Regions from separate parts of the Mus musculus genome. Here regions 1, 2, 3 and 5 are each linked to region 4. A link is a loop called in an ENCODE intact Hi-C map of the cell type or tissue named here. Cell type or tissue: heart. All regions are shown on one strand. Links, peaks and the distances in the headings refer to the core of each region. The heading gives the core; the rest is flanking DNA. Region 1 holds the start of Clcn7 (chloride channel, voltage-sensitive 7). Region 2 holds the start of Ube2i (ubiquitin-conjugating enzyme E2I). Region 3 holds the start of Cramp1l (cramped chromatin regulator homolog 1). Region 4 holds the start of BC003965 (cDNA sequence BC003965). Region 5 holds the start of Telo2 (telomere maintenance 2).

Evidence for each region. A loop is a pair of places that touch in the nucleus more often than their neighbours do. Peaks named below come from ENCODE experiments on the same cell type or tissue, not always from the same donor. Only the 100,000 strongest peaks of a DNase experiment are listed, where the experiment ranks them.
Region 1: a loop joins it to region 4, with 7 times the contacts of the local background. A loop is called at or near these places in 10 of 42 quality-filtered maps.
Region 2: it touches region 4 in a loop (4-fold over the local background); 22 of 42 quality-filtered maps call a loop at or near these places.
Region 3: it touches region 4 in a loop (2.6-fold over the local background); 3 of 42 quality-filtered maps call a loop at or near these places.
Region 5: it touches region 4 in a loop (7-fold over the local background); 9 of 42 quality-filtered maps call a loop at or near these places.

What each region holds. Positions count from the first base shown.
Region 1 is chr17:25,130,348-25,136,170 of GRCm38, reverse strand. It overlaps Clcn7 (chloride channel, voltage-sensitive 7), which reads right to left and starts at 2,780. Exons shown (of 25, transcript NM_011930.4): 1 at 2,557-2,780. The coding sequence starts at 2,694. In heart, for the core only: no CTCF peak of the experiment used is centred there; a DNase peak (open chromatin) is centred at 2,780; H3K4me3 peaks cover 1,441 bases; H3K27ac peaks cover 1,009 bases.
Region 2 is chr17:25,271,454-25,277,276 of GRCm38, reverse strand. It overlaps Ube2i (ubiquitin-conjugating enzyme E2I), which reads left to right and starts at 3,846. Exons shown (of 7, transcript NM_001177610.1): 1 at 3,846-3,956. Gm17801 (predicted gene, 17801) reads right to left here and starts at 3,153. Exons shown (of 1, transcript NR_027452.1): 1 at 1,749-3,153. In heart, for the core only: a CTCF peak has its summit at 2,949 (motif pointing right); a DNase peak (open chromatin) is centred at 3,316; H3K4me3 peaks cover 2,881 bases; H3K27ac peaks cover 3,239 bases.
Region 3 is chr17:25,014,105-25,019,927 of GRCm38, reverse strand. Cramp1l (cramped chromatin regulator homolog 1) reads left to right here and starts at 4,698. Exons shown (of 21, transcript NM_020608.3): 1 at 4,698-4,801. Ift140 (intraflagellar transport 140) reads right to left here and starts at 3,842. Exons shown (of 30, transcript NM_134126.3): 1 at 3,024-3,842; 2 at 990-1,167. The coding sequence starts at 1,136. In heart, for the core only: a CTCF peak has its summit at 2,891 (motif pointing right); DNase peaks (open chromatin) are centred at 3,037, 3,567, 3,977 and 4,617; H3K4me3 peaks cover 2,927 bases; H3K27ac peaks cover 2,595 bases.
Region 4 is chr17:25,182,152-25,187,974 of GRCm38, reverse strand. It overlaps BC003965 (cDNA sequence BC003965), which reads right to left and starts at 3,414. Exons shown (of 2, transcript NM_183150.2): 1 at 3,335-3,414; 2 at 313-3,255. The coding sequence starts at 3,366. The coding sequence ends at 2,877. In heart, for the core only: a CTCF peak has its summit at 3,204; a DNase peak (open chromatin) is centred at 3,504; H3K4me3 peaks cover 3,394 bases; H3K27ac peaks cover 1,651 bases; H3K27me3 peaks cover 434 bases.
Region 5 is chr17:25,115,091-25,120,769 of GRCm38, reverse strand. Telo2 (telomere maintenance 2) reads left to right here and starts at 4,803. Exons shown (of 21, transcript NM_001163661.1): 1 at 4,803-5,357; 2 at 5,485-5,679. The coding sequence starts at 5,499. Ptx4 (pentraxin 4) reads right to left here and starts at 10. Exons shown (of 3, transcript NM_026747.1): 1 at 1-10. In heart, for the core only: CTCF peaks have their summits at 3,331 and 4,726; a DNase peak (open chromatin) is centred at 4,779; H3K4me3 peaks cover 1,453 bases; H3K27ac peaks cover 1,562 bases.

The sequences.
Region 1 (5,823 bases), core at 426-5,425, 52 kb after region 4:
GCGGACATAGCCAAATGTCAAGCGCAAAGACAAAGTTCTTTTAGTTGGGTAGGGTTTTTGATTTGTTTGTTTTGAGACAGGGTCTCATCTAGTTCAGCCTGGCCTCAAAAATCACTTTCGACTTCTGATTCCCGTTCTCAGCACTGGCATGCCCGGTCATAGGTATGTGCCACCACACGCAGCTTTATGTGGTGTTGGAGGCTGAGCCCAGGGTTTCACTGATGCTAGGCAAGCACTCTGTCTCCAGACCCGTCGTTAATGACTAGCATCTACTGAGAACCTGTTTTCTAACAGGCTTGCTCAGTATTATACATTCATTAACTTTTTACAGATGAGAAAACTGGCACCAGCTGGCCTCAGATCCTGCCGGAAATTCTGGCTGGTCCAGTGCTCAGCTCAGCACAGAGGGTTCCCAAGCTGTAGCCAGTGCCTATTCGACCTGCCTAAGCAGATAAGGATTCCTTAGCACTGGAGTCCCCAGTTTCTTGCAAGCCTCTCCTAGGCCTAGTCACACCCAAGTCAACTCTTGTGCCTGAAAAAGGCTCCTACCCCCCGGACCACATCCCACACATATATTCTCTCTGTTCTGTTGCTCTTCTTGTCTAAGGACTTGGCACAAAAGTGCTCATTGCACATATTCCTACAGGGCTCGTCACACAGACCCAGAAAGGTGTTGGGGCCTGTTCCCAGAGGGAAGAAAGCTGTCCTATGCACCTCAGTGACCTGCACACAGACCTGGGAACCCACAATGGGGCAGGTGCTCAATTATTTTTTAAGTTGTTTAACAGCAACCAATCAATTGTATTATCTGCAGATTTAAAAGCTATAGTGGTAGCCGGGCGTGGTGGCGCACACCTTTAATCCCAGCACTTGGGAGGCAGAGGTAGGTGAATTTCTGAGTTCGAGGCCAGCCTGGTCTACAGAGTGAGTTCCAGGACAGCCTGAGCTTCCAGGACAGCCTGAGCTACACAGAGAAACCCTGTCTAAAAAAAAAAAAAAAAAAAAAAAAGCTATAGTGGTATTTAGGGGGAAAGATCAACTCTTTCTTTACTCTGTCTATTTGCAAAGAAAAGCAAAAATAAATAAAAACAAAACAACCCACATGTATTCAGCCCAAACTCAACTCTGTCAGTTTCCAAATTCTTCCCTCTCTTAAAAACCAGTTGCCAACATAAAGTTACTTTCTTTTTGGAGAGAGACACGTGTGTGTGTGTGTGTGTGTGTGTGTGTGTGTGTGTGTGTGTGTGGTGGAGGCCTCTCTAGTGGAGGCCAGGAGAGGAAAAGGTGGTCAGATCACCTGAAACTACAGTTATAAGTGGTTGAGCCACTGGACCTGGGTGCTAGGACCTGAACTTGAGTCTTCTCCAAGAGCAGCAATAGCCCCCTTCCCCAAAGGTTACTTTCTTTACAACAGGGATAACAAATCACACCACCCAGAAACACCCTAGGGAGGCAGACACAGCTCTACCACCTTACTTATTTCTGATCACTACTGCAGACCGGAGTCACAAGCACACGTCCTTCAAAAGGGCCTGAGCTGCTTCCCAGCAACAAGGAGCTGACTTTGACTTTCACTGTCCACTGCACCTTCAAGGGTCTAGCAAAGAAAGCCTAAATGTAAGTTTTGATGCGGTAGCCCTATCTTGTGCTCTTCTTAGCCTTTAAAACAGCAGGAGTGTTTGTTAAGACACCTCTAACATCAGGAGGAGGAAGGGTAAAGGACAGTTATAAAACAGACTAACATCAAGGAATTGATATAAGTAACTGACTCAAAATTAACACGATGCACACAGGCAAAAGAAGCAAAAGCACACAAGTAAACAAGCCTGTCCCGGTCTTAAACGCTAGGCATTTGAAGGCACAAACTGTTCGCAGTGCTGAGCACACTCTGGCCTCTGACTTGTTGCTTATCATGTCTGGCTGCACATTCCAAGTTCAACTAGGTAGTAAGAGAAAATGAGTGGGGATGCTTGACACTGCAATTGTGTCCCAAACGTCTGGAATTACTCCTGTGAGAAAGGAGACAGGCACTTTCACCGAAAGCACAATTCTGCCATTTAAATTGAAAACTACCAAGCGTGTAGTCCAGGCCTTCCAAGTTCTTGGGAAAATGAGACAGGATTATGAATTCATTGGTGGTCTCACTGTGAGACCTTATCTTGAAACGTCAAGGGCTATGGGTGCAGAGCTGAGGTCGTTATGATTGCCTTGTATGTGTAAACCCTGGCTTGACCCTCACCACGAAAAGTAAAATTAAAAAACAAAAGCAACGTTAAAGTCTTGGGATCTCTTGCTGAAAAGTCAGCGACAACGGTTCCTGGAGGAGAGGGTATCATTTTCTCTGATGGTGTAGCCACTGAGGAACGAGATGGGAAGAAGGGGTTCAAAGAGAAAGAAAGAAGAGGTTTATGAGTGCGAGGCTATCAAAAATAAAAGTCTTCCAGGATTCAAAAAAATAACAGAGGAGAGCACCGTGGCCTCCCTCTGGGCCCCGCCAGCACACTGAGGACCGGCGCAGCGATCCCGGCGGCTGCATCTCCGGCCCGCGGGCCTCACCTGGCGCGCGCCCGGCCCAGCTCCGTTCAGCAGCGGCGTCTCCTCGTCAGGCTGCCCTGTCCTTCGAAGCAGTGGCGCCCCCTCCTCATCATCGCGATCTCGGCCGGACCAAGACACTTTCTTAGAGACGTTGGCCATGGCCCACTGAGGACCAAACTCAACAAGAACAGCCGGCAGACCGGCAGCATTCCCGTGACCCGCGCCCAGGTCTCACGTGATCTATCATCGGTGCCCACGTGACTGACGACGGAGGCCGGCAAGATCCGGGAGCGCGGAGTCTCCTGGGAATTGTGGTTCACTGGTCGTTGCAGCCCAGGGTAGAAACCTAGAACTCAAAATCCCTAGCAATTAGTGTCTTCACTGAAGGCAGTGACCCAAACTCCAGAGAAGAACCAGCCCGAGATGCACGCCTAGTCCTCCAAGAGATGATATGGAAAAAAAAAAAATAAACTACCTGTAAAAGTTCTGGAATCGTCCCTCTCAACTAAGTTGGCTTCATGTGTTTCCTGTGCTCAAAGGGCAGCCAAACTGCTGCAATTCCGGGAAAGGGATTGAGACCCTGATGCCACACCACTTCCAGTAGGATCTGTATGACAAGTTCCACAAACTGAGGCTATTGACCTCAAAAGGGGTAGGCCTCCTGGAACCGGTGTGGAACTCTTCGCCGGAGAAAAAAATATTGAGTGGTAGTTCTTATGGCAATGTTTTGTTTTCTCTTATTCCTTTTCTTATTTACATGTTCCTGGTAGCCTAGGCCAAGATCTTAAGCAAGAATAATGGGTAAGAAACCAACCCTAGAGATGGGGGCCACTAACATGACCTTATCCCCCGGGAAAACAATGCCTTACTTTCTAAATCATTTACAAAACTATTACGATAGATAAAAACTTTCCCAACAATAAAATTTCATATGGCTGCACGTGTGTCATCGGAGGTGGATTTTGGTGTATGGTAAAGAAAGCCTTAATTAGAAAGAATTAAAATAGTTTGAATTTACATATTGAAGATTTGTTAAAAAAGAAAAAGAAAAAACCCAGATACTAGATGTTAAATAGTAATTGACCATGGGGCTAGAGAGTTAGTTCAGTGGTTAAGAGCACTGACCATTAAAGATTTATTAACCTGCTCCTAGAAATAAGCCACTAGACTTGGACAACAGCCCCCACTGAATACATCCTTTTAGAATTGTTATATTTTGATGATTTATATTAATAATGATGTTACCTGTACTGTTTGTGATTCACTGAATGCATAGTTTCAGAGTTGTAATGCTTGGATGATTTTTGTGCTTTACTGTGCCAAATGATTTTTGTTGGTATTTGTGATTGTTTCACTGGATATAGTTTCTAAGAGATGTAATGTTTGGTTTTTTAATGTATAAAATCCCCTGCTTGAGAGCTGCAAAATGCACTCAGATTCAAACTGCCTCTGTGTTTGTTTCTGTTTGTCACCACCGAATCCTTACCCACCTAGCTTTGAGGACCCTCATTCCAGAGACCCCCATAACCGACTTGGGTGGACCGTGGCACCCTGAAGTGCCAAATTAGGAAAGACTGGGGTTCCTCCGAGGAGGAGACTAGGACAGCACATGGGCGTGGCATTAACTAGCCGCAGGTTGCTTTAGGCAATAGTATTTTAGGAAGATTAAGTTTGCCTTAGTATCGGTGTTACATCAACAAAGTTGTTCTTAGATGTATCCTGAATTATGTAGGGGCAAGGATTGGGATTTGATACTACAACTTCAGGGACCCGAGAGTGACTGTAATCATGGGTGGCACTCTACAGAGAAAGAACGATGTTACAAAGTTTACTTCTGAGCAGTGTCATGGCAGTTGCATTACAGAGGATGGTAGAAGGAAGCAAGGAAGAAAGTGTCCACTTAATGAAGGAAATAGGTATATAATGTGAAAGCTACATTTAACAGAGAAATATCAGAGAGGGCTGGGGTTAATATGTACGACATAGAAAGATTCTATAAAAATAGTTAAAATACAATTCAGGACATCAGTGGTGACAAAGATCATATGTAAGAGAGTTAACAAGGGTTCTAGGATATATATGTACATTCATCTATATATGTGTACATATATATATCCTAGATTTTATATATATATATATGCATATACATGTATATAATATTACCTTGAAACTTTTTTATTTGAAAATTTTCAAATCAGAAAGTTTTAAGTTCATCTTAACCTCTAAGGGTGAGAGGATTATAGGAAATGTCCTTCCTTTCATACAATTCAAAGTAAAACCAAAACTAAACACAGAATAAGAGGAAGAAAGTTAAATGGTGTTCTGAATTTTCCCATGATTATCCTGTGACTCTCTCTCTGTGTGTGTGTGTGTGTGTGTGTGTGTGTGTGTGTGTGCTGTTTCCTCTTTGACACACCTTAGTTTTGTCATTTTACAAGACAGTGATAAGGATGTCATGAACCTCTTTTGTATTGCTGGGCTTTGAGGTTGGGAAATGAAGCTGGCTTGTCCAACTAAGGTCATTAGTATTCCATGGGGCTTGAACTTAGATCCCTTCAAAACTTTGATCAGAAACTGGGCAGTGGTGGTACATGTCTTTAGTCCCAGCACTTGGGAGGCAGAGGCAGGTGGATTTCTGAGTTCAAGGCCAGTCTGGTCTACAAAGTGAGTTCCAGAACAGCCAGGGCTACACAGAGAAACCCTGTCTCACACCCCCCCCACACACACATACAAACTTTGATCACAATTTCTTTAAGACTAGGACATTTAAGTTGTCAGTTGAGCTAAATGCACAGGCTTGGGCCTTTCTGGATGATAGAGTTTGGGGGGAAAAAGGATTGGCAGAAGAATAAGCAGAGTAGAGATGTGGCATAGCAGGATATGTAGGAGGAGTTATAATGGAGAGAGTCATCCTAGGGTCATGCCTGGGGGCATAGATCTCTCCATAACCCTTGCTGACAAAGTGGTACAATTCCCACAGCTCCCAAAAGACCAGGGCCTTCAACTTATTGTTCTCTTTTTATTGACTTTTGTCTATTAGGGATTAAACTCGGGGTCTTACACATGTCAGCCAAATGCTCTATTGTTGAACCTTGTAAGTCTTTGTAAGAAGAGAAATGAACAGGGGTGGACAAGAAATGGACAGGGGTGGACAAATTGGTTATGGGAGGACCATTGGCTTCTTGTTAGTACTGATTCCTTGAAGGGCCAGGATTGTAACAATGTAATAGATGTGGTTAAAGAAGGAATCTAGGGGACTGGAGAGATGGCTCAGCAGTTAAGAGCACT
Region 2 (5,823 bases), core at 311-5,310, 89 kb before region 4:
TTACAGATGTTTGTGAGGCATCATGTGGGTGCTGGGAACTGAATCTGTGTCCTTTAGAACAACTGTTATTTACTGCTAAGTCATCTCTCCAGCCCTGATAACGTGTTTTGCTGAAACACAATATTTACGTTCACTTTTCTTGCCTGTGGAGTTTTTTTGTTTTGTTTTTCGTATCACATCCAAAAACTCATTGTTGAATACCTTGTTAAGCAGACTAGCTTTTATATCTAGCACAAGGAATCCAAATTCACACTTTTGCTTATAAATCTCTTATTGAAACCAGACCCTAGAGTAGCAACCCCTATTCACAACCTTGTGTGCAGAGCCAACCTCCCAGCAGAGCAGGAGATGACACTCAGGGAACACAGGGCCCTACTCCTACATTAGGTAGTACCCAATCCACTGGGAAAAGGATGGGTGTACACAACAGCCAAGGCCCTTCACTGAGGTTTGTTTACTGATTGTCCACCAACCTCTTACTGCACTTCAATCTTGGCTATTGGAGATTGGTTCAAATGCTTTGACTCAATCGGGAATCTGAGTGTTCAAATGCTAAAGGTTCTTGTCCCCAATCGGTTTTTGATCGATCAATAAAGATGCCAGAGGCCAGTGACTGGGCAAAGGGAGATGGAGCAGATCCTTAGAGTTTTGAGGGCTAGGACATGGCGGGTGGGTGGCGGGTAGTGGAAGAAATTGCCATGAAGCGGTGGGATACAGATGGACATAGGACTGCAGGAGATAAAGCCAACCAGCAATGTGAGATTTCTGTTAAATGGCCACTGACCACTTCCCCGATTGGCCCTGAGGTAGCAGAGGAAGGTTTAGGAGTACCCAGCCTTGGAGTAGCTAAGGCATTTTAAAGTTAACTGGCAAGCATGTGTGTGTGTGTGTGTGTGTGTGTGTGTGTGTGTGTGTCCTCCATTCACGAATCCAGATAGCTCCTAGGAGGGTGTGTGCATGCGAGCCAAAGCCATGGAGCACAAACTCACTGCTACACTTGGCTTCCCTTTACACCCAGAGAGATGGCCCCAGTCAAGACCCCTGTCCACTGAGAATGCGTATCTTGAAAAATATAAAGTTTCTAGGCTGATATAGCCTCCTACTCCAGTCCAACCCAGCCAACTCCACATTACCATTCCTGACATTCCCTCTAGCACAAGGGCCTTTGGGTCTTAACACGGCATCTGCCCGGATATGAGTTCTCTGTGCTGGTTGAACTCAGCACCCTGGACCAATGGGAAGTGTCTTCTGCATCTACTCAGCAAACAAAGTGGTGCTATGGTGTTGTGGATTTGGTTTATTGCTTATATTAATTGGGTTCCCAAATTACATGAGAATTCACACATCTGCATGCAAGGCACAGTGGGACCCTACCAATTGGCTCTAATTGGTAAATAAAGTTGCCAGGCTGCCAATGGCTGGGCAGGGAGACTGAGGTGGGACTTTAAATAAGAGTTTCTGGGCAAGGGAACCATGGGGAAAAGAGGGATTTTTAGAATCGCCATGCTGGGGAAGCAGGAGGATCAGTCTTGAGAGCTGTAGGAGAGAAAGCATACGGCCATGTAAGAGCTGAGGATGAGTGGCCCCAGGGGGCCCTCCCCAAATAGTGTCTGGGGTAGCAAAGATGGAATATAGATTTTAGTAAATGATAAATTCAGGAGTCTCAGAGGGTAGGTGTTAGCAATGTGGAAGGTTGGGAGGGGCCCAGCTGTTGGGCTGCTTAGGGCATATTAAAAATAAGGCTGCATGTGTGTGTCTTTTATTCAAGAATCCACATGGAGCCGGGGCAGTGGTGGCGCACGACTTTGATCCCAGCACTTGGGAGGCAGAGGCAGGCAGATTTCTGAGTTTGAGGCCAGTCTGGTCTACATTGAGTTCTAGAACAGCCAGAACTACACAGAGAAACCCTGTCTCAAAAAACCAAAAAAAACAAAACAAAACAAAAAAAAGAATCTACATGGGATAGTCATAAGAAGTGCTTGCCTGCTAGGGAGATTAGAGTGATTTGCATACTATCACTACACCATGGCGTTACATCATACACTCCTGCTCTAAACCTTCTGCAGTGCCCTGTGGACCACAGATCAATCCTTTCAATAACTACATACGACTTCCAGCTGCCTCTCCACGCAGTCTTTCCCTCAGTCTCATTCCTGCAGAAAATCCAATATCCGTGAGTCCAGACCAGGCTCAACTGTGACCCTAGCTGAAAAGTAGATTCCAAAGTGGATGTGGTACGATTTGTGCAATTTAGGGGTGGAATCACATAGAACAGGACTTCAAGGTCAGTTGGAGGCCAGGCAGGGATAATGCATAGGACCCTAAACTAAAAAAACAAAGTAAAAAGATTACTGGGCCACTCAGAGCCACCGGCCACAAAATGAGAGCCCCCAGACAATCTGCTGATAACTTTGGTCCCAGATGGTACAATTCACAGGCCAACATCCCTAAGTGCCCAGGAGCCACCAGACTTGGAAGCTGTTTTGCAGGCTGGGATGGATCCAAACCAGATCTGTTGGGGGTACAGATCTAGTGTGTCAGGAACTTGTATCTAAGCCGACCTTGTCTACAACTCAGCCCCAATGAGAGACCAAGGTCCCTCAGGATCTGGTGCTCACTGTGATCTTAACTCTTAAACAGTACGGCTACGAACAGGAGGAATTAACAGGGTGAGCTCCAGGGAATGTTGGACAATTGTGGGCAAGGGGCATGGGACCTTAGTTCCTGTTTTGGGGCACCCAACAACCTCAAAAGGTAAGAGGAGAACGAAGGAAGGAGAGAGTGGTGAGTAGATGGACGGAGATACTGACAGATGAACACTGGAGTCCCTGGCAGCAATTGGACCCATAGTCCAAATTCCCAGGAAGCCCTTGTTGGCTGCAACTGGCCCCGAAAGGCCTCCAGCACGTGCCAAAAAAAAAGGAGCAGGCGCCAGAATGGCCACCAGGGGGCCAGCCGACGGTTCTAAGTACCCGTCCCGTCGGTGAGTCGGTGAGGAAGCATCCGAGCTGGGTTGCAGAGGACTGGCCGAGGAAACTGGACTAGGCCACGGCGTGACAAAAGCGTGTCCAGCGGGGCCAGCAGAAGCCGCACAGGGGTTTCAGGTGGAACTAAGGTGTGGGGTGCGGCACAGGGAAGAGGCCTGGGGCGCGCGCGCGGGGGGGGGGGTCCGCGGGTGCTGCCCCTCCCCCACGGCGCAGGCCCATTCCCCTCCCCCACTAGGGGGCTAACTCGTAGGTTAGGGAGCATCCACATTTCTCTCCCCGTCGGTTTTGCTTGCGTTTGGCCCTTTGTATGAGGCTAGTTCATTGGATAGTTTCGAGGTTCACCCCGCCCAAGTTCCTGAGCTGGCCAATTGCAGAAAGTGTCACAGCGCGCTAAGTTCCGGGGATCGTCACCGTACTGCGACGATTCCCAGGATGTTTAGGCCTCAGTGATCTTTGCTCCCGGGACTCGGGCCTTGAGCCCAAGGATACCTCCAGAGCCTGTGCCCGGGAAGGTGCCCTCTGAGCATCCGGATGACCCTTGGGAATCTATGCTTCTTTTTCCTCACACGACTCTCTGATGTGTCCTCGAGTGGACGCGCTCATCCCGAAGAGGAGTTTGCAGACGCTCCCTCGAGCCTAGGACGCGGCCCCTTTAAGAGTGCGGCCGTTCAGGGCACCGCCTGCTTGGACAGGCGCCCTGGGCTCGGGCTCCTTAGGCGGTCGCGGGCAACGAGGGCGCGGCAGCCGCGTGCGGGCTGCGGGAAGCTCGTGTTTAAGTAGACGCGTAGGCCACCGGACGGGAGGGACGGTAAGCTGAGCAGGCGTGTGGCGGGCAGCCCAGCTCAGGCCCCGCCCCGCCCGCTGGGGTCCTGCGCTCCGTGCTGCGCGCGGCGGGCGCGGAGGGAAGTCCCGAGACAAAGGAGCGCCGCCGCCTCTGCCGCCGCGACGGTCCGGGCCGCGGTCGCCCAGGTGAGCCGCCACCGGCCTGCGCACGCACTCCCATCTTCGCCCGGACTCGCCGCCGTTCCCAGTGAGCTTCCGGGAGGCGCCGAGCGGAGCCACGGCGGCCTCCTCTCGCTCGCGGCCTCCGAGTCTCGGCCTTCGGGGCACTAGGGCCCAGCCGCTGTGCCACGGGAGAATACAGGGTTGGGAGCACGGCCCACTGCCCCCCTACTCTTGGCGAACTGAGTTCCGCCGACCCCGCAACAGATAATCTGAGCTTCCCAGTAGCTCCCAGACGCGTTCTGGGCGGTGCTGGGCTCCGTAGTTAGGCGAGTGAGAGTGCGGAAGGCCGTGAGTACTGGGCCGTGTCGGGGCCTGTAAGCACCCGGAGTCACATCAGAAGGCTTCGTTCGTTACCGAGACGCTAGGCTTGTAGCTTGGGTTTTTGTGGGGGAGTCTTGTGTATATTCTCTGCCCCACCTTCCTTTATTCTTAAGGAACTGTTGTTTTAGTGGATGAGTTAGTTACCTGCCTGCATAGCAGAAAACGGGCGTCGAAGGGGAGTTTGTTTTCTTTCTAAAGGTATTCAGGCTGTGAGTGATCGCAGTCCTGCCCTCCTCTGGCTGTCTCTGCCACTGGAAACTTAACAAACAGCGTGGTATACTTACTGAAGGATCCTTAGGGCCTACAGTGTGCATTCGAGTAAAAGAGGCCGCTTCGCCCTATCCAAGCCAGCCGTAGTGCCTGGTACCCATGTTCCCTCTGCCGAGGTGGGCGGAGATAAGCAACCTTGCACAGGCTCTCTGACCGGTAAGTAGCTCTGAAGTAGGTGGTGTCGCCAGACAAATACTGTACACTGTAGGAAGCCTGGAGTCATAAGACCCATCCCTGTATGTCCTTCCTGTCTCTAGTAGTGGGGAGGGGAATGGTTTTTTGGTTTGGTTTGGTTTAGTTTGGTCATTGCATCACAAAACTTTTAGCTCGTGAAGTGACTGTTTGCCTGGGAAGGCAAGTTGTGTTTAAGTGGCTTTTGGAGTGCTTGCGGGAGCAGCAGCACTGCCCCCCAAGTTTCTGCCTAGATCATTGCCAGGGTGCTCCTAGGGTTCCTTTTCCTCGACCGTGGGGCAAAAGGCCTTTAAGAGTTCTGATAAGAGCCACCTCTCACTTCTCCCTGTTTTTGAGACAGGATCTCTTGTAGCCAAGGCTAACCTTGAACTCTTGGTGATTCCCTGGTTCTGTCTCCTTAACACTGAGTGTCCAGGCAAGAGCAGTTGAGCTAGCTTCTCGGTTCTTCTCACTTAGGATAGCTGCAGTTGGATGCTAGGACAGAGTTCTCTGGGCACACAACTTTATCCTGAAGTCAGTTACAGCTGTCCCAACAGCTTTGTGTGGCCCGGTGTCCAGGCTTCTTTCTCCAGAGCACTGGCCCCGGGCTCCAGAGAGAAACCTGTTAGGAAACCCTGCCCAGACTTGCTTGCCATCTTCTGCCATCTGATTGGCTGGATGAGGATAGCTGCTTCAGTGGAAGATGCTAGAGAAAGAGATTGGGCAGGCCTGTGCGTTGAGAAGTTGAAAAGAGGGACACATTGGAAGTGAAGCCCTATGCTCCAGTCACTCTTAGATGAGCGCCACCTGGGTCGTAAATTGCCTAAGAGATGACTATTAGGGCAGGTTGGGGTTTTGTGGCAGAACCTTGGTGCTTGTTCCTAGACAGGCTCTACTCCTGTGCTAGGAAAAGACAGTTGGGTTTGGGCTGGACTCTCTGTTTTGGACTTGAGGTCTGTAAGAGAGGAGCCTTGCCTTTAATTTGTATACTTTGTGATTTGGTATTGGAGTTTGTGGAGCATAAGTACTGTCTGTTGTGATTTATAAAAAAAGGAATCGGGATGTTTGA
Region 3 (5,823 bases), core at 331-5,330, 170 kb after region 4:
GTTTACAAGATTACTTATCATGTGTGTATGCATGTGTGTCAAGATAGGCGTGGAGATCTGAGGGAAACCTGAGAGAACTGGCTCTCCCTTCTGTCATGTGGACTCAGCTCATTGCACTTAGCAGCAAGCACCTCCACTGTGAGCCATCTCATCAGCTCACCTGATTTTTGAGACAGTCTCTCATTTGAATCTGGAGCTTACTGCCTGAGCTAGGCCTGGTAGCCCGTAAGATCTAGATCTTCTCAAATATGGCAGTCCTTTTATCCTGCCATAGAGGTTCAAGAGCACGCTTAGATCTGACCCCCTGTGCTGTACATGCAGTCTCCACCTCCTCACATTGATCTGACTTCCAACTCTTTGTGATTCATCTGATGAATATCTTTATCAGGTATTCTGCCCTCTATCACTGTGAGAAAAAGACTTTCTACTTCTTTGAAGTCACCTACTTTGTGGCAATTTGTTATAGCAGCCGTAGGAAGCTAGTGTAGTTCGAAAGGGTCAATGTGGGGCTAGAGAGGTAGCTTAGCAGTTCAGAGCACTTACTGACTTTCCTAAGAACCTGGGGTTTGGTTCCCAGCAACAACATGATGGCTCACAACCATCTACAAGTCTAGTCCCAGTGGATCTGATACCTTCTTCTGACCTTGAAGACATGCACCTGGCCCATATTCACACATGCAGGCAAAAGAATCATACTCACAACATAAATAAATCAAAAAAGTTCAAAGGGCTGACACAAAGAGTTGAAGAAGGCATGCATATACGGCACAGGAGGTCAGCTGTAAGCACGCTCTTGAACCTCTATAGCAGGGATGAAAGAAGTGCAGGATATCGTGGCTTCGATGCTTGGGAATAACTGGCCCTTAGGAAGACCTGATTAGGAGAACTCTCGTGCCGAGTTATGCTGCCTCCTGGCCTCCATGACTCAGGAAGAGAAAAGAACACAAGAATCAGGAGCTGCTGAAGCCGACATAGCTCCAGGGACTCACTTGCTCAAGGTAGATGTCTACGTTGCCTCCAGAAGATGGGCTTATAGATGCGACTGCCAGGAATGGGTGGGTGGGGTGCCAGGTGATGTGGGAGGGAGAGCTGGGTGTGTCTGGAGCTTTGATTCGGTGGTCAAAATACAGAGCCATGATGACGCACAGACCTAGTCAAGGATGAAACCTGCAGGGCGGGAAAACCAACCCCTAGTGACTACGCGCAGAATTACAAAATGGAAGCAAACCTACAAGGACACGTAGCAGCTTTAAAATGTTTCTTAAATGAATGCAAGCCAATTCATTTGTTAGAGATTATTCTATTAAGGAAAACTATAAAATTAGAAGCAAAAGATTAAACTTGGCATGACCCACGGTGTGCTGGAAAAGAAGTAAAATTCATTGCTATCAAAGAGAGAACTAAACAGAGAATGCAAGTAGCAAGTACTGAAACGGGGGGAGGGGGGTGGTGTTTCAAATAATTCTTGATCATTCTCATTCGATAAGTATCGTTTCAATGTACACAGATACTTTCAAAGAAAACATTAAAACAAAATAAAAGTAAACTACCCATCAAAGAACATCTCTACAGAGAAAAACAGCGTTCAACTTCATGGAAACCAAAAAGCCCAAGAACGTCTTCTAGCTACGACTTAGTAGAGGACAGTCAGGACCACCAAGCGACAGTGATGGGGGAGAGGCTGCATTTAATTTGTTGCATGGGCTGGAAAGATGGCTTTGTGGTTAGGAGAGTCTTCCAGATACATGAGCTCAGTTCCCAGCACTCACATCAGGCAGCTTCCTCTGGGATCTGATGCCCCACTGGCCTCGCCTGTACATATACACATTAAAAGTAAGCCAGCTATGGTGGCACAAGCTTTCAATTCCAGCTCAGAAGAAGCAGAGGTCCCTATGTGTTTGAGGCAAATATGGTCTACTACAGTGAGTTCCAGGCAGCCAAAGATACATAGTGAGATCTTGCCTCAAAATAAGAAAAATCTTTTCTTTTTTTTTTTTTAAAAAGGGCAACATGTCAACTTCAGTATGTCCATTTTATACAATGTTCTAACTATTCATTCTTTCTTTCGCTTGTGCTTAAGGTTTTTTTTTTTTTCATTCATTTGTTTTGTTTTTTCAAGGCAGGGTTTCTCTATGTAGCCCTGGCTGTCCTAGAACTTGCTTTGTAGACCAGGCTGGCCTCAAATTCACAAATATCTGCCTGCCTCTGCCTCCCAAGTCCTGGGATTAAACGTATGAGGCACTTCTGAGCACAGCACTTATGCTTTAAAATGAGAATTAGCCAAATAATTAAAAAGATATTAAGTCAACTTTAGGAAGCTGATGCTCACACACACACACAAAAGTTATTTAAAAATCTGTTAATGTCCTTAGATCAGGAACAAGTTTCAAGTATGTAGGCCATAAAACAAGAAAAGGCCAATTTCACTTTTTCCAGTCAACTGATCCTCATTTTTATACTGAGTATTTTTATATTCAATTATTTTCAGAGGTGAGTGCCTCCATCATGCCAACTCTTAGGAAAGCAGGTCAAATTCATTATGCCCAAGGAGTCATACTAACAAGTAGGCTTAAAGACAAGATACTCCTTTTAGAGTCTCTTGTTCAACAAGAGGATGGGTTCTAAAGTAGCCTTTCGGGATAGTGACCAATGATGTAAAGTTTAGCTCTCTGGGCCAGAATAAGATCACTAGCTGCATCATGTAGACATTACTGAAGGACAGTGTAGTTCAAGGTGGTCCATTCAGGTCATGTTATCTTTACAAGCCACCCAAAGATTAACCAAGCAGAGGATTTTGGCTTTTTTGTCTTCCCCCAGCTTCATACTAAATGCATTGGGGGGCGGGGGGGACTCACGCCGCAACTCAAAAGTCCAGCAGGGGGCTCTAGGATTGTGCAGAGAGACAATGTGAAGCCAGCACACAGAGAGGAACCGAGAGGGTCCTGGCAGGTCATCTCTAGGTCCCAGGTCGATCCCATCCCACCTCTTGCCACTCCCCGGTCCAGCCCCAGACCCCTCTGCACCTTAGGTATAGGAATCTAACTTCGCCAGATTCCCTGTGCCTCCGTGTTGCCCGGACAACGCCGGTAAAGAAAGCGGAAGCAGTCGAGGGACAGCCGCGCCTCCGATGCCTCCCGAAACGACCACTGGTGACTTGCGGCGGAAAGAACCGAAAACAGTCGGTACCTCCCGGCGCAGCTCTGAGTCTTAGGCCCACTTTAGGACCAGTTTGGGTTTTCCGCTGATGGGTGGGCCAGATCTATTTGCTACTCGGGGCAAGCTGCGTCAAGGCTCCTAATACTTTTCTCCCCGAGTTCATCCTGCCTACCCCACGCAGGCCATCAGTCGGCACCTCGCGGAGCTTAGTTGCATTGCATCGGATGGGGAGGCGCGGCTCGAGAGCTTCTCTGGAACGTTCTGAGTACCGGACACCGCCCCGGCGCGTGGCGCGTTGATGCCTCGAGAGACCGCTGCAAGCGGTACTCAGCAGAGGCTTGCAGCAGCTAGGCACAGGGTTCCCTGGGTGACCGTGTGCACTTTAGCCAGTGTTAGCCAACGGCGAGTGTCGCTGAAGAGCAGGCGCAGTAGCACGGTCCACGCCAATGAGCCAAGGGGATAACCAGAGGCGGGGACCTCCTGCAAACTGGGATACTTTTTTCAAACGCCACATGCATAAGCATTAGAGTTTTAAAAACACATTTCCTTATCGCTTCGAATAGGAAAAGTGTTAGTGGACTATGCTACGATACATTTATGGTCTTAAACCTGTTTTCAAAGTGCAAAGTCCCCACCCGAGTTCCCGCGCGCTTCAAGACGCCCCGCTGAGGCGGTGATTTCTTCTCACGCATCCGTCAACATAGTCTCAGCCAATCACAGCCAGCACGCTGATCCTATTGGCTGTCGGTTGGCCAATCGGAAAAGACGCATGATCCGCAAGGGCGCGAGGTTGCCGTCACAACACGCCCCACGTTGCGGGCCCGCCCCTGTACATCGTGCGGGCGCGCGCACGTAACGCCTGCTGACCAATGGCAGCCTAGCTGGTTGGGCGCGCCCGCAGAAAAGCTGGACGTGCTCGTCTTTTTTGCGGGACGTTCGCCCCTCCCCGCTCCGGCGCCGACTTCAGGTCCCCGGCGGCCGCCGTAGCCGGAACTGTTTAGAGCGCGGCGTCCCGGGTGTGGGAGGGCGAGTGGCGGCTGCACCGGTGCCGTCAGCCCTGTTAGCCGCGCGCCAGTCCACGGAGAGGTCTTGCGAAGGGGAACAGTGCTTGGTGACCGCGCCTGACACCTGACCACCAGCCCGGCGTCGCGGCTTCGCCGCAGCCGGAGCTGCCGGGCCCGGTCGGTTCTGCGGAGGCCCGGGATCCGGGAGCCAGGCTGCCGGGAAGCGTGGATGAAAAAGGTGACCGTAGGCTGCACTTGGGAGCCTTCGGGATCCGCGGAGGGGCCGCGGTATTCGTGGGCTGCGCCGCGTGCAGCCAGCGGTCAGCTCCTCAGGAAGGTGCGAGCTTCTCCCACCCGAAATGGGACAAAGGGTGTGGAGCCGGGACGAGGCCCACAGTGCCCGCGCCTCCCACGGTCAGGAAGTGACGGGTTTCGGTGACGGACTCCTATGGAGTCCACCGCCTCTGGGGAACGACCGGAATGTGCCTGGGGACAGGGCCCAGCGCGCCGGCGAGTGGGTCCTGTTGGATTGATGCATTTTGCTTGGTGCTGTTGGCAGTGCTGGTTCTGGGAATGGGTTTCGCTCCCTAGCACAATGACAGGGTTTTGGGAACCGTGGTGAGGGGGTTAAAAGTGAATAGGTTCGAAGTCTTGTGCCATAAAATCATTTAGCGTGGGGTTGTGTCTTGTGTGGTTCTGTGCCAGGGTTTTCTTAAGGTAGTATTTGAAAGATCAGTGCCAAACAGGAAAATTGCACACCGTTTTTGGCAGCACCATTTTATGGTGTTACTTCGAGTTTTACATCTCTGTCTTTACCTTCAGTCTGTTTCTTTGTTATCATTGGTACCTTGCTCTGTCTGCTTTTCTTTTTAAGTGGAATGTTTTCAACAGTTATGTTGGACCTAGCGTCTGCTAAAGAACGGAGTGTTTCTCTGTCCTGCTTCATCATGTACACAGCCTGTCTTAAGATGTTGGAATGTACCTGAACTTTAGTTTATTCTGAGTATAATTTCTCCTAGCTACAGATAATTATTATTTTGCTTATCGATATCTTATGACAGTGGTAGAAGTTAAAGCAAGAATTTTGTTGTTTCCAGAATTGTTTACATAGTTCAGTTCCTATTCTTAAGATCCGACTGGAACATAACAGTGTTTGCTGTCACTTTTCCGGTGTTCTCTAACCTGTTCTATGCAACAGGCTTTGTTGAATGAGAGGTGTAGTCGGGCCATCTCCCTCCTGGGAAGGTTTCCGGAGTGCAGAGTCTCTCTCTTGCATGCCAGCTTTGGAGGGAGCGGCAGTTTTGGCCTATGGAGCACTAGGGGCTCGGAGGGCAGCGCGGGCCGTTGCAATAGGCAGGTGCGCGGCTTGATCGCGCGTGGCTCGGGAGCAGAGGGGAGGCACGGGCAGTGCGGGGAGCGAGGCGGGATCAAGCTGGGGGCCATGAGCTGCGGCTCCTTGGGTTAGGTGGTGGCGGGACGGCGGTACTGCGGGACCCAAAGCGCAGAGGCCAGGTCATGCTGCCGTGCCTTCCGTGGCTCCGGGCTGTGTTGGTCTACCTGGGTTAGGGGCATCCAAGGGCGGGGCGGGGTCCCGGTCCGGTCGGGCTCAGCACTCTGTGGGCCCTCGGGCGGGCGGCGGGCGGCGGGCGGCGCTGGAACAAAC
Region 4 (5,823 bases), core at 461-5,460:
TGTACAGGGTGGTCAGTAATCAGACTGATCTGGGGTCCGCAGAATGCTAACTGCACGTGGCGGGCAGGACTCGCAAGTGCTAGGATGAATTCGGGAGAACCCAGGGCTAGCATTCACTGGTGTGTAAAGTGACCACAGCTCCTCTGCTAACTGCGGGTGTGCTCTGAGGGATAAAGTCTGAGTAGCACAGCCACAAGTGTTCTGAAAGGAATGGGCAGAAAAGAGAGGGATGTTTTCAGAAAGGAGGATTACAGAAAACCTATCCCATTTCCAGAAACACGATCTAAAATATTAACAGAGAGACATACACGGTCCAGGTATGTATGCTATATTTTAAAGTACTAGTAAGGTAAAATTACCATTTGCTGGTAGGATTACTGACTTCTTCATATGACATTTTTGTAGACAAATTCTTTGAGTTGTTGACAACTTTGGAGAGTGAGTTGGTTTGGTTTGGGTGCTAGAGGTAGAACCCGGAGCCATGTGCGTGCCCGGACCCAGGTCCATGCCGGCTAAGCACTTATCCCTGAGCATTTCCCCTAGCCCACAGACCCTGAAGTTAACTTAGTTTAAAGGACTTATTTTAATGGTTGCACAAGCATGTGGATGGATAGTGAGCTGTAGGCAGTCCCAGCAAACAGAAACATTGTTTTTTCAAAGATCAAATAGAAGAATGAGCAAGCAGGGAAGGGCAGACAGGGGAACCTACAGAGGAATAAATGTGTCTCAGACTGCTGAGGGATAGGGAATGAAAACTAGGTCAACCCCCAAGTCCAGCCTGGAGAAACACACAAGACAACCTAAGGAATCTGAGAGAGAGAGAGGGAGAGAAAGAGAGAGAGAGGGAGAGAGAGAGAGAGAGAGAGAGAGAAGCTGGCTCTGTAAGGTGTGACAGAGAGCAAATAGCAGTGATGGTGGAACTCAGCGACCTTGACTGTGGACATGGGCAAAGGTCTCTCATCAAAAGATGTGTTTTATTCCTCTGCAGACATCACCTGTGACACCCACATAAGGGCCAGACGTGTCCTTTTATTGAAGCTGGTACTCGAGGGCTATGGCTCAGAACAGAACTAACAGGTTTTTATCTGTGTAACAGCTCACTTCCAACACTACTGAGCCTTTCCATTTTCAAGAGCTTACACAAAGTGGCTGTTGGGGCTGGAGAAATTGCTCACAGTGAATGGCTCCTCTTCCAGAGGACCCAAGTTCAGTTCCCAGAACCTACATGGTTGCTCATAGCCATTTGTATTTCCAGTTCCAGGGAATCTGACATCCTCTTCTTACCTGTATAGGCAACAGACATGTATGTGATGCACATACATACACATAAAGTAAATCTAATTTTGTAAGCGTCAGTTACGTTAACTCCTCCTCCCTCAAAAGAACATGTTTTATTCAATCATTTCTTTCTGCCCAACAGTTTATCTACTGTCTTGTACATGCAGCTGGCTTATAGTTAGTTACAGGCCCTCTCCCTACCTGATATTTGCTGGGCACTCACCCAGAGAATTCATTGGGCTGAAAACAATAGGAAAAACACAAGCTACAGTCTATTTGGGAAATTGGAAAAGCATAGCACAAAAAATAAATAAATAAATAAAATAAACATTTAAGTAACCCTTTAGCTAACACACCTATTCTCCTATCCGTAAAATAGATGTGAAACTCAGATCTGGTGGTGCTCGCCTTTGATCCCACCACTCAGGAGGCGGACGCAGCCTCTGCCTCTGAGTTCAAGGCCAGCCAGGGATACAGCCAGAATTCCAGGATGGCCAGGGCTACATAAAGAAACCTTGTCTTGAAAAATTAGAAAGGGGGAAGGAAAGAAAAAAAACGAGAAAGCAGAGGTGTAGTGAGTGTCCCCACTTATTCTGCTCACGAGTTCAAATGCCCACATCACTTCAGATAAGTTATCAGCCTGGCAGCACTGAGAACCCACTGCATGAAATGTAACATTTTTTTTTTTTTGCAAAAGCAATTCTATGTGAGCTGGAAACAGACCTCATTGGTAGGATAGCACAATAGACTCCTGAGTTCAATCACAACACTGTGAAAAAGACAGAAACAAACAAACAAAAAAAACCAACCCACTATATTATTGATGTTTTGTTTTGTTTGAGACAGGCCCTCCCTACGTAGCCCAAGCAGACCCCAAACTTAGGATCCTCCTGCCTCAGTTTCATAAGTGTTGAGATGACAAGCATACCCTACCACTTCTGTCAAGTTTTTAAGTTCTCATGTGGGAATGAAGAGCAGAAGAGAAAAAAAAAAAAAAAAAGATGGCAGCAGAAGCAGGAAGCAGGCTGATATCTAAGTCTACAGCAAGGCTGGTTTACATAGCCAGTTCTAGGCCTGCCAGAGCTAAATAGGGGGACTGTGTTTCAAAACAAAAAAACCAAAGCCTACTTGATGATGAAAGGGGAGGTGAGAAAATTGAGTTCATTAGACTTTACCAAATGTATTTTCCATTTGTTAGTTTTTAAAATAGCTTCAACTGATGTTGCACACATATAGGTAATTACACTTCAGCAGTTAGTCTGTCTCGGAAAGCGAATGAACTGCAGGTAACACCTCCACCAGATGAACGCTGGAAACATGATTAGGCTGTATGAACACATCATAACTCAAGAGCATAAGGTGCACCCAAAACCTTTTCTAGGAACCTCAAAAGTTCTATGGACGTAATCACTGGGCATTGGTGTTCGGCAAAGATCAGATTTCAAGCCTCCAACTTTGTGCTGTGTTCTTGTGTCTCAGCGCCAAGAGCGCCATCCAAGTCCTTTAAGCAACGAGGACATGCGCAGAACCAGTTCAGAAATCGTCAAATTCAACAACGAAAGGACGGCTGCCTAGTCCCTTCCTCAGCACGCACCCTGTTACGTTCTAGCCCCGTAGAGGGCCGGAGCTTCAAGCTCCTCCGGAGGACCTTCCGGCTCCTCCTCGTCCTCCTCTTCCAACACCTGCCTCAACCACAGGTCCATGCCGCTCTCCTCCCTCTGGTAGCACCATACAACCAGAGCCACGAGTGTGAGGGTGAGCGGCAGCACTTTCCACCAGGGCCGCTGCTGCGGCTTCCCCAGGGAATGCTCCACGGTCCAGCGGATCGGGGTGGCTTTGCTGCCGGAAAATTGGATCGGGAGGTTGGGGTCGTCGTCCTCCTCTTCCCTGTCTGCAGGCTGAGCTGGAGACCGGCCACGGGGCGGCGGATGCAAACTTCGCGAAGCCCAGCCCACGAGCCGCAGAGCCCGGACCGCTCTGGAAGAGAGACAGCAGTAAGCGTCCCGGAGCCACGGCCACCTCCCACCCTCACGCACCGGCACCTCACGGCTCTCACCCCGCAGCCCGTGAGCACAGGACACTGTTCATAGCGACCTCGACTCGCACGCTGAGGCGCACCGCGCTTTCGTCACTTCCGTCGCACAAAACCGGAAGCCGAACTTCACATCCAATTTCACGACTACAAAACGTGGGTCCAGCGGCGCAACGGAAATGATGCATTTCCTCTCGCTAGCTCTTCCGTCTCCGGCCTCGCCCTGATCACTATCTGGACGACTTACGGGTTTGTGTCGTTCTGGGTCCTTCCATTGAGACCTGATCCGGCGCGGCGGATTGAAAGTGAAGCAGACTCGGTTCTCCGAAGAGCTTGGCCCGAGGCTGTTTAGTGTGATGCCCAAGGACTTGAGAACCCGTGGCATCTGCTGGCTTCTTTCCAGGACCATCGTCCGGGAGGGACTTGGTCCCTGTTCTCCATGAGCGCATCTTCCAGTCTTAGCGCTCCATCCGAGCTCTCAGGCACGGAGGCGGGAAACCCTCGCGCCTTAAACGCCTCCCGGCCTGGCCGTCCCTTTGAAAAGGCTTGTAGAAACATCACCTCCACCTAGACTATCCCAGGTCCCCAGAATCCATTTGCCTTCAGGAAGAATGGAAATGGCTCTGTGTAGACCATAGGCTGACCAGATCTCGGACAGCCTACAGGGAGGCGATTCTGAAATTACACTCCCATAGCTAACGTGCACCTGGCCTTTTGATCTGGAAGCTGATTGAAGCTCTGCATCGTCAGAATCAGCCAGGCAACCTTGTAATCCCAATACTGTGGAGGCAGATAGAAGAGAATCACTGGTCCCAAGTACTACACAGCTTAACATCAACCCAATTTAAAATACAAAAAAAAAAAAAAAAAAAAGAGGATCAGCCCTAAAGGTGTCTGTCTTCTTAGTACCTGTGCTGTGTAGAAGCTAGAGTGAGTTATATTACACCTGGTCTTACCGCAGGGCTCAATAATGATTATCACTCCGATTTTATTCTTGATCTGTAAACCAGTGACATGAATAAAAACAAAAAAACACCTCTTCCTCTATCTCATGGGGCTGTGAGTTCCTTTCTGGGCAAGCAGAGTCCCCATGATTTATTTTGCTCAGGAGGGTGTCTGAGGGCACCACAGCATGCATGACAAGGGAGAAGTTAGGCAGGAAAAGGACCCTTCAGCCTTTGGCTGTTAGTGATGTAGATATTCCTGCTAGAGTGAGGGCCAGTCTTACACAGCACTCCAAGAAGGTAGAGGGTGCCCTCACTAGGCAGCATAGAGGGGAGACACACAACTCACAGTGCAGCAACCTGGCTCCTGAAGACATGAAGTTCAGCTACAAAAACCCAGCCCAACTGTCCTGTCTTCACTTGAAACTCCTCTGCTGGGGGACTGGACTTGAACTTCTCCCCATGCAGGGAAATAGGGGTCTGATATCAATTGGATCCAGAAGCTTGGGGGGGAAATTTACACCTGTTGCAACTGCAGGATTTGGGAGCAGCCTGCAAACTCACTTGCCTTGTTCCCTGCAGGTGGTTTTGCCCGCTCTTTGCTCAAGGTCTCCCACCTGGGGAAGCACACTCTGTCATCCTGAAGGTGACCATAGCTTTTGGATGTTTACTGCTTTGTGGGAAAGAAAGGGTCCTGGGAAATGCCCTTACTCTGAGCTGTAATCTAGCCCAGGATGGAACAAAATCAGGAGCCTCCTGTGACCGGGAGCCACTTACTAACGGGAAAAGCCTCACACTCCACTCTGTTCTTCCTCAAGGCACTCTCACTGAGTTAGAGCAGGAGCAATGATAGAGATGTCGGGAGCCCAGCAACACCTGTGAGGTTCCCCCCGCCCCATACACTAAGAGGCCCAACCCAGGACCCTGACTAAGAGCTGCTGTGTCAACAGAGGCACCTGTCTACCAAGGTCCTCCTCCCTGGGCCCCACCCCACCTGTTCCATCACAGAACCCCACACTGCTACACCAGTTTCCTAGCAAGGACCTCACAGCACCTAGGCCCTTAACTATAGGGAACATGCAAACCAGGGTGAGCTTTCAGAAGGAAATGGAGCTTAAGGGCCCTAAGGTGTAACGGGAATCAGGCTTCCTGGATTGGATACTGTAGGAGAGCCAGGCTCAAGCTGCACAGGATAGCCCATGGGACCAGACAAGGAGGTACAGCAAGAGTTAAGAGTTTCATCCTTGGGTGGGCTAGCCTCTGACAATGACCAATGAGCCCATCTCAGTCTCAGTGACTGTCTCAGATCAGAGGCAGAAAGAGACATTTTAGGGCTGGCAAGACAGGTGGTTCAATCTGTGAAGTGCTCACCATGCAAGCATGAGGCCCTGAGCTGGAGCCTTACCAGACACATAAGAAGCTCTATGTATGTTTGTAATTCCAGCTCTGGGGATGCAGAAAAGAGGGATCTGTGGAGCTCTCTCATTACCCAGTATGGCTTAACTGCCAAGTCCCAGGTCCCAGTAAGAGACCCTCGCTCAGAAACAAGCTAAGTGGCTCCTAAGGAAC
Region 5 (5,679 bases), core at 680-5,679, 67 kb after region 4:
CCATGTGACTGGGTTTCTTCTTTCTGTCCTGGCTGAGTGTCAGGTTCTTCCTGCCACCTTAATGAAAGGCATCTGCCTTCAATCCAGTGGGCTTTGGGAACCCGAGGTTCCCAGGGAAACGAGCTTCAAACAGGCACAAACAGCTTCTTTGGGAAATTGTTCTAGTGGATGTGCTCAGGGCTTTGCTTGGCTCAGAGGCAGACAGGAGCTGATAATGGCTCTAACAGCAGCACCTAGACTGGAGTTCCCACCAAGAAGTCAGAGCAGGACAGGGGTTGAGCATGGTCAGGAAGTTGTCCAAGCCAGCTGTGCACTGGTGCCCAGGATTCCAGCCACATGCAGCCATGTCTTATGAGTCCTGTCTCACTGCCTTGGAGAAGGAATCCCTCTTAGAAATGAGACTGAATTTCACTTTATCTTATTCTAGAATGGGATAACTTAAATTAAAATTAGCTATGTTTTTCTTCCCTGGAAAAGGATCTTGCTGTGTTGCTCATGCTGGTCTTGGACTCCTGGGTTAAATGATCTATCTCAGTCCTCAGCTAGGACTATAGGTGTTTGCTCTCTCTCTCTCTCTCTCTCTCTCTCTCTCTCTCTCTCTCTCTCTCTCTCTCTTTCTCTCTCTCTCAGTCCCACAAATTGCACATGTTTTGAGTTAATATGATATTTTGATAAATGTATTATGTAATGTTGAAATCAAGCTAGACATACCTGACTTTCCCTGCCTGGCTTTTGGTTACAGGCTGTGCAGGGGGATGAATGAGGGTCCCTGAGGAAATTGATCCAAGTTCTGCTCCAGGACCTGTGAATATAGCCTTATGGGGAAAAACGTCCAGGCAACATCTTAAGATAAAGTAACCCTGGAGTACCCAGATAGCCCTGCACTCAACAGCAAGCATCCTGATAGGGGCAGAGAGGACACCAAGGAAGAGGCCCAATGAAGTCGGTGGCCGAGATGGGAACAATGCTGCTGGGGCGGGCCACACCTGGAGCCTCTGGAAACCAGAAGAAACTTCTGCAGTAGCATGCTGCTTTGGGTTCAGACTCTGACCCCCAGAGCTGTGAGAAAATAATGTTCTGTTGTTTGAAGAAGCCTAGTTTGTAGTAATAAGAACAACTCAGGAAAGTGTCACCAACAAAAGCATTAGCATTTCCAAGATGACAGGAGCCATAGTGTCTTCCCAGAGGACAGGCCACTGAGAGTGTCATCCCAGAGGCTGGCTGCTGCCATTAAAGCTCCTTTGGTCAAACATCAGAACATCACAGACAGAGGAAAAAAGCCACAAAAGTATCCAGGGAGAAAAACTGTTGGTTCAGGAGACTGGGACAATTCCAAGGGGACAGCTGACTTTATCATTTATGCTGATCCGGAATTTGATCCATGGCACCACAAAAATAACTAAAAAAACAATGGCAAAAAGATAAAATAGTGCATCTATTTCATGTGAATAACTCAAGAGCAAAGAGTATAGGCCTTTGTAGGTACTGAGACTCCAGAAACGTATCCCCAACCCTACCTTCACTGGGAAGTCCTGGAGGGTGAACTTCAGGAAAATGGACGGGTCAAGAGGTAATGGAGTTGCAGTTTAGGGATGGAGATTCAGGAATGTCTCATGCTGGGGCTCCCACACCCCACTCTCAAGTCTTGGTTACATCAGGAGATACCCCCTTCACTTCTACAGCGCCCCACATGTGTTCTGACAACTCTATTTGAGTGGTTTCTTACTGTCTGTTCTCTGGACTGAACCCAGTGTTGACCTTTATTATTTATTTATTTATTCTGTGTGTGTTTTACTCACAGGCTCATGTGTAGACACCACACATTTAAGTCGCATGCCTTACTCAGGTCTCCACCTCCTCATTTTATTTTGAAACAGCACCTCACTAGTTCTCGGGTTCACTGGCTACCTGGCAGGCTCTTCTCCACACACTATTCTCTTACACCCCTGTTCTGATTCTGGGGTCACAGATTGTTGTGCAGGACTATCCTCCAAGACATCTGTCACCATCAACTTGGAAATGACCATCATGCCCGGGACTTGGTGATACCTCATAGAGGAAGGACAGAGAGGGCCAGGGGATACTCACTTGAGTATCCAGCCTCCTCCCAATCAGTTATATGCAAGTCTGCCCTAGTTCATTGTAGCCATGGGGGACTCAGAGAAGGGACAGAGTATAGAGATATGAAAAAATTAGGGAAGGGTTCTATCTACACAGTCATGGGGGTCTGTTGGGGGGCAGACCTTCCAGTGTGACTGCTTTAAGGTCACCTCTGCTACTGCCTATACCCCCTCACCCATTGCTCTGTCAGTAAGCCTAATAAACTCACTGATTCCTCAGAGTCAACTTTGGTGGAAATGTACTTCAGCTTATTTATCATCAGTACTGTAAAAGGAGGGGGGTAGACTTTGTTTACATCTCCTTGGCAACACAGATGCATGCCTCTTCACTTGGCTTTGATATTGGGTTCTGGGGATTTGAACTCAGATCTTCATGTTTGTACATCAAACACTTTGCCTAGTAAACCTTCTCCCCAGCTCCCAGGTCTAGTCTTTTTGAAGAACAATTACCATTACATTCATTTCTTGTTTGTGTGTGGTTGTGGGAGCAATGAGTGTGTGTGCTTGTGAAGGGCAGAGGACAACTTTGAGGAGTTGGTTCTCTTTTTCCACCAAGTGAGCCCTGAAGACTGAACTTAGGGGATCAAGCTTGCCAGCGGAGCACCTTTACTTTAAAAAAAAACTTGTTTATTAATAAATAATGTAATATATGTAAGTACACTGTAGCTGTCTTCAGACACCCCAGAAGACGGCACCAGATCTCATTACAGATGGCTGTGAGCCACCATGTGGTTGCTGGGATTTGAACTCAGGACCTTTGGAAGAACAGTCAGTGCTCTTAACCGCTGAGCCATCTCACCAGCCCTGTACCTTTACTTTTAAGTGAAGACTGGATCCTCCTAACACCCCTTTGTTCTAAAACAAATAAGGACACCCATCTCCGCCTGAACACTGGCCAGGGGCTAAGCACTGTTAACATTTATTATTGTAAGCACTCTGGTATTCATTTCCAGAAAAATAAGCAAAAATATTGGGTGCTGAGGTGACACGAGCTCTTAACTAGCAACTGCTAGGTTTTCCATTCTGGATGGCTTTAGCAAAAGAATTGCCAGTCAACAACTCCTGGCCTGCCCTAATGCCAGCTCTGACTATCCAGGAAACTCTGAGGGCCTTGAGAAAACTACAAGGTTGCAAATTGCTTCAGGTCTGGAAGATACAGCCCCAAGGCTTTTTGCAACCATTTCGACCAGGTTGAGAAGAACACGTCCTCTGGTGGCCTAGCTGAGGAACTACAGAGGCTGGTGCAAAGACTGTTAGCAGAGGAAGTGCCCCTTTTCAGGATTTGAAGGCAGCCGCTTTGACTCCCTCTGGGAGAGACTTTCCTCATCTCCTCCCTTTTGTTGCAGCTTTAGGTACAGTAAAAGGCTCCTCTCCAGGGTTTGCTTGCCTACTCTCAGTAATGTGGGCTAAGCTGTTATCATGAAAAAAAAAGAGGTGGCAGAGACAGCTGAGCAATTGGCAGGCCAAGCTACAAAAGGGACAGGACAGTCAGTTTTGTCATAGCTGAGGAAGCAGTAGCCAAGGCATCAGGGGAGTGCAGAAACTGAGACTGAATGAGGATAATTGACTAAACCAGAGAAGAGATGGCATAGCCTTGGATGCCAGATGAGTTCCAGAGAGCCAAGAGGTCTCAACCCTAGGCCAAGAATTTTAACACTGGCTGTCATTAAGAGCGAAGGTCTACACAAAAATTGTAAAGCTGTAGGGCTGAAGAGTCCCTACAATCACCAAATCTGCTTAGTGGAAGCTGCACCAGCCACAGGAAAGAGCCAAGGATTCCTGACCTACGTAAGAGCTAGAATACTTTTAGGGCTAAGGGTCCCAATGCCTCCAGTCCCCTAATACTAGGGGAGTCATCTGCCATCTCTCACTGAGGCCAAACATGGAGAAAAAAAAAAAAAAAAGAAAGCTACCATTTGAAGACCTTCTCTTTGACTAACCCCAGTTTTTATTTGTGTAGAGATCCTGGCTGGCTGATCGGTAACACTTCCATGGATGCTGGGAACTGAACTTGGGACCTTGGCAAGAGCCACACGTAATTTAACCTCTAAGATAATCGCTCTGGCCCCTGGTATGCTCTGCTAACTGCTAAGCCTTGAGTGGGCTCATTTCCTGCTCAGGAAGGGTAATTTTGCTTGATGATGTTGAATGAATACAGCTTGCTCAGATTTCCACCCACACCCAGTTCCGCTGAAATGTTGCTCCCTCAATGTATCTTCCAGATCAGGATGGTCAAGAAAAGTTCTGCCATGATGGAATGTTTCACACTGCTAAGTTCAGACGACAGTCAGGATCCCTGGGTGTTTACTCAGCTAGTGGTGTTTCATTTAGGGCAGTTTAGACGCAGTTTGCGTGTTCGCAGTAAACGTGCACCCTTGTGTACCACCAAATACATCAGCGCATCCGCATTACAACTTGGCCATATCCGCTGTTCCTGGCTTCCTTATTCTGTTTCCCTCAGGGCGCCTAGAGAGTTGATTAGTGCTCTAGAGTGGAAAGTCATCCGACCCAAGGCAGCATAGTGGGGTAATGTGCTGGGGAAAGTCTCTCCAGAATTAAGGAAAACAGAGACAGCAGTCACCAGGGGACCAATAGAGCGGACACGCCTACCGGAGTCCTGCCCTCAGGCCTTGCCCACCGTAGGCTCTTAGGCCACGCCTCTTCCTCCTCTTGCGCAGGCGCAGATGCTGCGGTCATCAGCGCGTTGGCGCGCCGCTGATTCGTCCCTAGCCACGCGTTTGTATCAGCCCCAGAAATTCTAAATATCCGTGCAGGTTTCACGTGAGCTCTGCGACTCGAATTCACAGCTGCCCTCAGCTGACACTGAATCTGGCGCGTGGTCCTGGTGCCGTGGCGAATCAGCGGCGCGCAAGAGGGAGCATGTGGCCTCGGCTCTGAAGCATGCTGGCCAGAGGAACCCTGTAGGAGTGGTTGGTCCAGTCGGGGCTGCAGTGTCCTGCCTTGCAGCATGGCCAGTTCCCATACGAGCCGAAGGCCTCGTGTTTAGGGGGCTGGGTGCTAACCTGGAGCTGCAGACGGAGGAGGAGTTTTAGTTATTGCACCCTGGCAAGCCACTCACTCATCCAACTATCAGTGGGTTTGACAGAGGAGACAGCCACAGTGCACCGGTGCAGTCCGGGACTGAAGCTCTGTCAGATCATCGGGCAGGCGGGAAACCCGGAAGAAGGACGGGAGAGCGTGAGTGAGATTGTGAGTGAAGCGCCTGGAAGCGCAGAAGTAAGTGCGTGTGTGTAGGGGGGTGGGGCCTGAGATTTGGAACCGGCCCAACTGTTTCCTCCCTTAACATCGTGGGTGCCATGGGAAGAATTCTTGACACTCTAACATGCTTTTCTCGGACCCTCAGCCCTGTTCTGCAGGATGGACCCAGCCCTGTCTGCTGTCCGGCTCACCGTCCAGGAAGCCATTCACATCCTTTCATCCTCAGAGGATGCTGGCCATATCCTTTCTACCCTGGGGACTCTGAAACGATACCTCGGTGGAACCGAGGATCCAGTTCTTCCTGAGGAGAAGGAGGAGTTTGCCACTGTCCACTTCTCAG